2 separate regions of the Homo sapiens genome follow, and region 1 is linked to region 2. The links are chromatin contacts, found by Hi-C or POLR2A ChIA-PET in ENCODE. All regions are on one chromosome and are shown on one strand. The core of a region is the stretch at or near the end of the contact, and the rest is flanking DNA. Distances in the headings are between cores, read along the strand shown.

The links. Hi-C counts contacts between places; a loop is a spot of excess contacts on that map. ChIA-PET counts read pairs that join two places held with the same protein, here RNA polymerase II (POLR2A). Pooled maps may share reads with other maps.
Region 1: a loop to region 2 is called in a map of psoas muscle, with 8 times the contacts of the local background. The contact joins two enhancer-like sites. A Hi-C loop is called at or near these places in 6 of 168 maps with a recorded cell type or tissue (CD4-positive, alpha-beta memory T cell, GM12878, cardiac septum and 3 more) and 18 of 50 pooled maps. POLR2A ChIA-PET finds 5 or more read pairs at or near these places in 13 of 52 experiments (AG04450, CD4-positive, alpha-beta T cell, CD4-positive, alpha-beta memory T cell and 9 more).

Annotation. Positions count from the first base shown.
Region 1 is chr2:9,737,671-9,741,054 of GRCh38, reverse strand. It overlaps the pseudogene RNU4-73P. Among named protein-coding and RNA genes, the nearest start is that of TAF1B, 100 kb to the left of the region's middle. RefSeq lists an enhancer at 2,470-2,569. Within about 2 kb of position 1,419, at least 22 of the 41 ENCODE cell types and tissues checked have a DNase peak (open chromatin) inside an H3K27ac peak, as active enhancers do; they include gastrocnemius medialis, natural killer cell and psoas muscle, where a contact is called at or near this core.
Region 2 is chr2:9,691,396-9,695,100 of GRCh38, reverse strand. All of the region lies in intron 3 of LOC105373418 (a long non-coding RNA gene), which reads right to left. Among named protein-coding and RNA genes, the nearest start is that of YWHAQ, 62 kb to the right of the region's middle. RefSeq lists enhancers at 1,943-2,002, 2,156-2,955. Within about 2 kb of position 2,185, at least 10 of the 41 ENCODE cell types and tissues checked have a DNase peak (open chromatin) inside an H3K27ac peak, as active enhancers do; they include gastrocnemius medialis, natural killer cell and psoas muscle, where a contact is called at or near this core.

The DNA of each region.
Region 1 (3,384 bases), core at 170-2,669, 47 kb before region 2:
ATCAGGAGCTCTACATAGCAGTTCATTACCCAAGGACACTCCCCATTATAACTGTAGCAAATGGGTCTGGGCAGGCAGCCCTGCCAGCCTCTTTTGAGGCTCACCAGTGACTTTGAGGCTCCCCTTCCAGGGCTGAGGTCACTAACCTCCCCTAGACCTGGCGACCAGTAGCTGGTGTAAGAGGTCCCCAAGAACAGGGGTGATCTGACTCACCCTGGAGAAATTTAAGACACGCTGGGAAGGCAGAGCCCTTGCTTAAAAATAACTCCTCAGATTTCTGCAGTGGCGGTACCATAGCCAATGAGGTTTGCCTGAGACATGATTATTGCTAATTGAAAACTTTTCCCTATAGCTTGTCATGACAACTTGAAATATAATTGGCATCGAGAATTTTTGAGACTCTCTACAGAGGCTGAACAACCAAAAAAACATAAAAATTTAACTCCTCCTCAGCTTCACTTTGGCACAATGCCAGAAGGACCTCTATTAAGTTGTGCACATTTGTGCAGCCCCCCACCCCCCAACTTCAAATACAAATGCCCATCAGGGAGCTAAAACCTTCTGCATTCGTTGGTTGGAGGAGTCCCCACTAGGGTATGAGTGTTGAGGGTGTAGGGGCAGGAACCACATGTGAGTCGTTGTTGTATTTGCCACACTATGTGACAGGTGGGTGGATGGATAGATGGGTGGATGGGTGGGTGGGTGGGTGGGTGGGTGGGTGGATGGGTGAATAGATGGGTGGATGGGTGGGTGGATGGGTGGATGGATGGGTGGATGGATGGGTGGATGGGTGGGTGAATGGATGGGTGGGTGGGTGGGTAGATGGATGGATGGATGGGTGGGTGGATGGATGGGTGGGTGGGTGGGTGGATGGATGAGTGGATGGATGGTAGGATGGATGGATGGGTGGGTGGATGGATGGGTGGGTGGATGGGTAGATGGATGGATGGATGGATGGATGGGTGGGTGGGTGGGTGGATGGATGAGTGGATGAATGGATGGATGGGTGGGTGGGTTGATGGAGAGACAGGAGTGAAAAATACACAACAGAGGGAGAGGAAAATCACAGTCTATCCTTGCTTGTTTCCAGCAAAGAAGAACGTAGCTCCTGACTGGCTGCCACATATGTGTCTGAGCAGCGAGTTCCAGGGACCTTCTCAGTGATGCCGATGGCCTCTCCAGGCAAATAGCGCAGGCCTGGCCGGTATCCAGAAGGAACTCCAGGCTGCCTCTCCTTCCCGGACGCACACCCTCCCCTGGGGAAAGACCCCAGACAGAGCCCGCGGGGCCTACAAATAGCAGAGTCCCTGGCTCTGAGCACAGGCAACGGAGAGGGGACGGGAAACGGGACTCGGGCGCCAAGTCACTCCCCTGCCTCGCCCTGGCGGAAGGGCAGGCGTCACACCTCTAGGAGGAAGGCAGATGTGAGAGGGCTGAGCCCTTCCGGGGGCTCAGAGGATCAAAGGCACTGACATCCTAAGAGAATTGGAAACCAGAAACAGGGCCGGGCGCGGTAGCGCACGCCTGTAATCCCAGCACTTTGGGAGGCCGAGGCGGGCGGATCACGACAGAGCGAGACTCCGTATCAAAAAAAAAAAAAAGAAAAAACAAAATAGAAACCGGAAACAGGATGAGCTGGGTCTGCAGAAGCGGCGTGTGGGACCCATTCCCCGCAAGGGCTTTGTGGATAGGAACCCAGCACAGACTTCCCTCTTATCAACAGGACCGAGGCATGAGAACACGAGGGTCAGCCTGGGCTCCCTGACCGCAGTCTCCTCAGAAGGGAGTCTGGACAGCGAGTCTTGCCTCTGCTGCTCCTCTGGGGCCTCCTGATGCCTGGCAGGGAGAGGAGCCACCGTGTGAGGGTTTCTGAAATTAAACTGTTCTCAGAGTCGCAGCTGTCAGGAAGGGACAGCAAGAGCCAGCTGACAGGAGCCTGAATCTTTCCAACGCAATCCATCTAGGATGGGAAAAGAAAGACCAATTTCCAGCCTTGCCAGACTCCTAGGGATGGGCTGAGCATGCAGACTCTGTCACTCACCAGCCGCTGACCTTGGCCAAGCACCTCATTGTCTCTGAGTCTTGGTTTCCTTATTCATAAAACGATAAAAGTCCTGATCTCACAAGGCTGATGTGGGAGCCAGAAATAGCGATGCTGTGTGACAGGCCCGCAACCCTTCCAGTTCCTCTCCCTCACCAGCAAGCCAGAGGCCTGTTTTATTCAGGGTTTCTGGCAGCCACATGCTTCAGGAGAAGCAGGACTCCCTGGGAGCCTAGCACAGTGTCTTGATTGGTCTAAGCCAGTCACGGTGACCCAGTGATTAGTTTATGAACGGGCGTGTAACTTCATTCTGACTAACAAGACACGAGAGGAAGTGTCTGGATGAATTTGGGGAAAGTTTCCCTTACTCTTAAAAAAAGAGCTATAAAGAAGGGGCTTTCTCTCTTTCTGACCTTTGGGTGTGGTTGGGTGAGAACATGATACTTAGAACTGCTGCAGCCATATTGTGACATAAAGGGATAATACCCAACATAAAAGCCAAGAGGCTAACGATGGCAGAGTGTCGAGATGAAAAGAAGCCAAGTCCTTGGTGACAGCCTTGAGCGGTTGAATTAATTTCCCTTGGGATGTCCCCAACTTGAGACATCTCATTAAGTGAGAGAATGCTGTCCCAAGGTCAGAGACACGGGACAGTGGGGGTCAGGGGCAAAGGCTCTAGAGCTTGACTGCCCAATCCACCACCACTACTACTGAGGACTTTTGGCTTGTTTATTTTCTCTCTCTTCTCAGTTTCCTCATCTGTGAAATGGGGATGGTGATAATAACCGTATCTGGTTTATGAGATCATTGTGAGGATTTAAGGGGTTAATGTGTAGAAAGTATTCAAATCGCGTCTGGCACATGGTAAGTGTCATGTAAGTGTCAGCTATGACTATTGCAAGCCATTTTGACTTTTTCTGTTATTTATATCTCAAAGTATCCTCTTAAAGTCCTCATGGAATAGGTGCTTGGTCAGTAGTAGCTGTGTGTTCACAAGTTTCTGGGCTGAACAACTGTGTGCGCCACTGTATGTGCACAGAGATAGTACTAATGCAAATGTCCCAAGGAGCTTCTCGAGTGGACATCACTGGACTCCTGCACCCCATCCCCAAGGGGAGCTTCTGCAGGAGGGGAATAAGCAGAAAGCAGGAGAAGGCATTCCAAAGTGCCTGGTGGGGACTGGGGGAGTGGAAGTGGGGGGCACTAGGAGGAGTGGGGAGTACCAGAGGAAGTGGGGGGCACTAGGGGGAGTGGGAGGTACTAGGGGGAGTCAGGGGTACTAGAGGGAATGGGGGTACTAGGAGGAGTGGGGGGCACTGGGGGAGTGGGAGGTACTGGGGGAG
Region 2 (3,705 bases), core at 936-3,435:
AGACACCTTCTAGAGCTATTCTCTTTAATATATGTGCATAAAACACAAAGGAAAAGGAGAAAAGAGGGTGGTGGCCCTCACTTCTGTCTTTGCTCCGTGAGAACAGTTGCATTCCTACATGGAAAGCTCTTGGGGAACCCGAGGGGCACGGGCAGATTGACTGGAGTCCAACTTCAGAGCCGGAGTCTCTGGCATACAAGCTTTCTAGTGGCAGCCAACAGCGCGGAGGCCCACGACCAGTGAGAATGAAGCCCCTGAGCCTGGCCCCGCAGCGCCAGCCCCTGACCAAGCTAAGCATACGAGGCCACTCAGCACAGGACGTGTAGGTTCTGTCCCAGTGATGGAAACTGCATGGTTCCAGTCTCTCTTCCCGGGGAAGGGGGCACCACGCAGTCCGGCGAAGTGCAATTCCCCCCACCCTGCCCACCCCAGCCCCGAGCACCGGCTTGGCACCCACTGGGTGCTCTGAACATTGGCAAATGCATGTCATGGACAAAACACTGAGCTCTCAAATTTGGTATGTGTGGCCGGGCACGGTGGCTCACACCTGTAATCCCAGCACTTTGGGAGGCTAAGGCAGGTGGATCACCTGAGGTCAGGAGTTCAAGACCAGCCTGGCCAACATGGTGAAACCCCGTCTCTACTCAAATTACCAACAAAATTAACTGAGCGTGGTGCCAGGCACCTGTAGTCCCAGCTATTCAAGAGGCTGAGGCAGGAGAATCGCTTGAACCAGGGAGGCGGAGGTTGCAGTGAGCTGAGATAGTGCCATTGCACTCCAGCCTGCGCAACAGAGTAAGACTCCGTCTCAAAAGAAAAAATAATAAAATAAAATTGGTATGTGTGTCTTTTTCCTCTGGTCCTCACATCTTCCATGTAAAGGAGATGGATTTTTTTTTCATATTCCTTTCTTCAGACAAGATAAAGGGGTGTTTTTATTTTTTTCAAAGCCAATATTGAGAGTCCAGAAGATGAAACAATGTCCCAAGGTTGTAGGGCTCCTGCTTGTGGAGGTGAGATGTTCTCAAACTCACTGTGCTGGCCCTCACCTGACCACAGCAAGCCCGGCTTCCTTTCACGTCACCTTTCATTCCTGCTTCTCGGAGGCCTCACAGAAGCCGCCCACGGAGAGGCAGGGGTGGGAGGCCACGGAGCACTCGAAGACTTGGGCAGCGCTGGCACAGGACAGTGCAGTGAAATGGGACACACGGACCTGAAATGGGATGACCAGCGTGCCAGCCTTTGTCCCTGCAGTGGCTGCACACAACGATTCACCTTCGTGACTGTTTCAGAAAGCAATTTAGGAAAGCCTGCGAGAAACTGGGTCAATGTGCAGGCCTGAGTGATGACAGGCCCAGGTTTTCCTTGGGAGAAAATTCTCCTGCAGGGACCCAGCTGACGAGGGGTCCAGGGTAAGCATGAATCTACGCGGATCAAGCCCTCAGCAGGATTAGGCTTGTCACTCACACAATCTGTAGGTGTATTTGTGGGATGAGGAGACCTGGAAACTGAGGCTCAGACATGCCAAGTTACCTGCCTAGGAAGTGGACAGCGCCCAAGCTTCTTCCACCAGAGCACAAGGACCAACCCAAGCGGGGTTCCTGGGAGTCAGAGCTTCCGAAGGTGGCTTGTCCTGGACTCTCATCTGCAGCATACCCAAGACTAAAAAATGAGCTGATTCAAGGGAGGGTGTTAGCCGGGTGGCGGGCCCGCGGGGAGCCCGGTATTTTTAGCCATTTTGTCATACAGACCAGGATGGAGAGATGAGAAACCGCAGGGACTGGCACAGGCCTCAGGATGAACTCACGAGGCCCAAAATAGGAGGAGCCCAGCCTCCTGATGCCTGTCCAGGCCTCTGTGCTGAGTCAACCACAGAAGTGCCAGTTGCTTTCTTGCTTTCTTTTTTTCTGGGGCCCCAAATCTCTTTTAGAAGGTATTAAATCAAAGAGAGATTGAGCTAGAAGGAAACTTAAAAGATTTTAGTGTCTAAGCCCTTTCTTTGACAAATGAGGCTAAAAGAGGGGGAGTTTCCTGTAAAGTACTGGCAGGACCCTCACCCTAGGCCCCTTGACCACACCCTGTCTCTGCACCATCGCAGGGCAGAGGGCCGAGGTGGAGTGTGGAGGGCGTGGCCCCGCCGTTAGAAAGCCCTGGGCGTGGATTCCGTCTCGTTGCTCACAAGCTTGGCAGCTTCCAACTACCGCTTTGCTTTCTCTGTGATGCTCATTTCTCAAATCGGGATATTGCGGATTTTTGAGAGATTCCAAGGGGACAACATACAAACATGACTTCTCGTCCTCTTCCTGTTCCACCAACTTCAGGGAATTGGGAGGAAGGAGATCTAACAAGCTGCTGTAGGAGTCCCCGGTAGAACCCTTCCAGCAGCCATTCCCTCCCTCCTCCCCCCAGGAGAACCTGATTGTGTCCAGCATCCTCTCCCCCTGGCCAAGTGCTTCGGGAGGTGGTCAGCGCCCAGCACCAGGGTGCGAGTAAGACGATCCTCAGCCACTTGCCGGCCAATCAGAAATGAAAGGGAATCTGCTGGGGCAAATGGTCCCCGGACGTTGTCATGCATATGTGACATCTGGGCCTAGGGCAGCTTTGCCAGGAAGGGCCTCAACCTGAGGGCTAAGGACAGCAGAGAAGAAAAAAGTAAAGAACTGGAGTCCATGGCTCTGGACTGCTTGTCACGTGAGATCACAGATTGCTCACCCTCTAAGCCATTCCCCTTGGAGGCTTTTGATATTCGAAGCCCACCCAGATCATTCTCACTGCAATGGATGAGTCTGAACAGAAGTACAGTTTTATTTTTAATGCCAAGGCTAACTCAGGACTGAACTCTCCTTGAGGCCCTTTCAAAAGATGGTGCAATTTCATTAATCCAGCAGTCTCCTTGGTCATGCAAAGTTCCTGACCATCCTGGTGCTCCCGATGTGCCTGTGTGTTCGTCTGTGTTGCACTTGGATCCCGAAGTCAGGTGTCCCAGTGATGTCAAAAGAAACTGTGAGGCCAGGCACAGTGCTCATGCCTGTAATCCCAGCACTTTGGGAGGCCAAGGCAGGCAGATCACCTGAGGTCAGGAGTTCGAGACCAGTCTGGCCAACATGGTAAAACCCCACCTCTACTAAAAATACAAAAATTAGCGGGGTGTAGTGGTGAGCACCTGTAGTCCCAGCTACTTGGGAGGCTGAGACAGAATTGCTTGAACCCAGGAGGCGGAGGTTGCAGTGAGCTGAGATCACACCACTGCACTCCAGCCTGGGCAACAGAGCCAGACTCCATCTCAAAAAAAAAAAAAAAAAAAAAAAAGAAGAAGAAAAATTGGAGGGACTGTTTGTTCACTGCCTCCTGAGAGCTTCACGTGACCTCTGGGGGCACACCACCAGAGTCTGTGTCCCACCCTCCCTCGTGGGTCAGGTCTGGCTGTGGGGAGCCTGCATTTGTCCCTCCCAGTGGCAGCCAGGCCTGGGCTTTCTCCTCAAACTGTCTCCCTGCCCCTTGGCCCTTTCACACTGAACCACAGAGTTTAATCTGGAAGAGGGGCTAGAGAGAGGGACTGTGAAGATGGTGGCCAAGCCAGGTGAGGCAATGGTGGGAGGGAGGGAGATGGGTGACAAGATTCAATTCCTGAACTGTCAAAGGTGAGGTCTCTGCTGGTCTCAGGACTCCATTCTCGGCTCTAAAGACCCAGGCAAGCAGATGTCA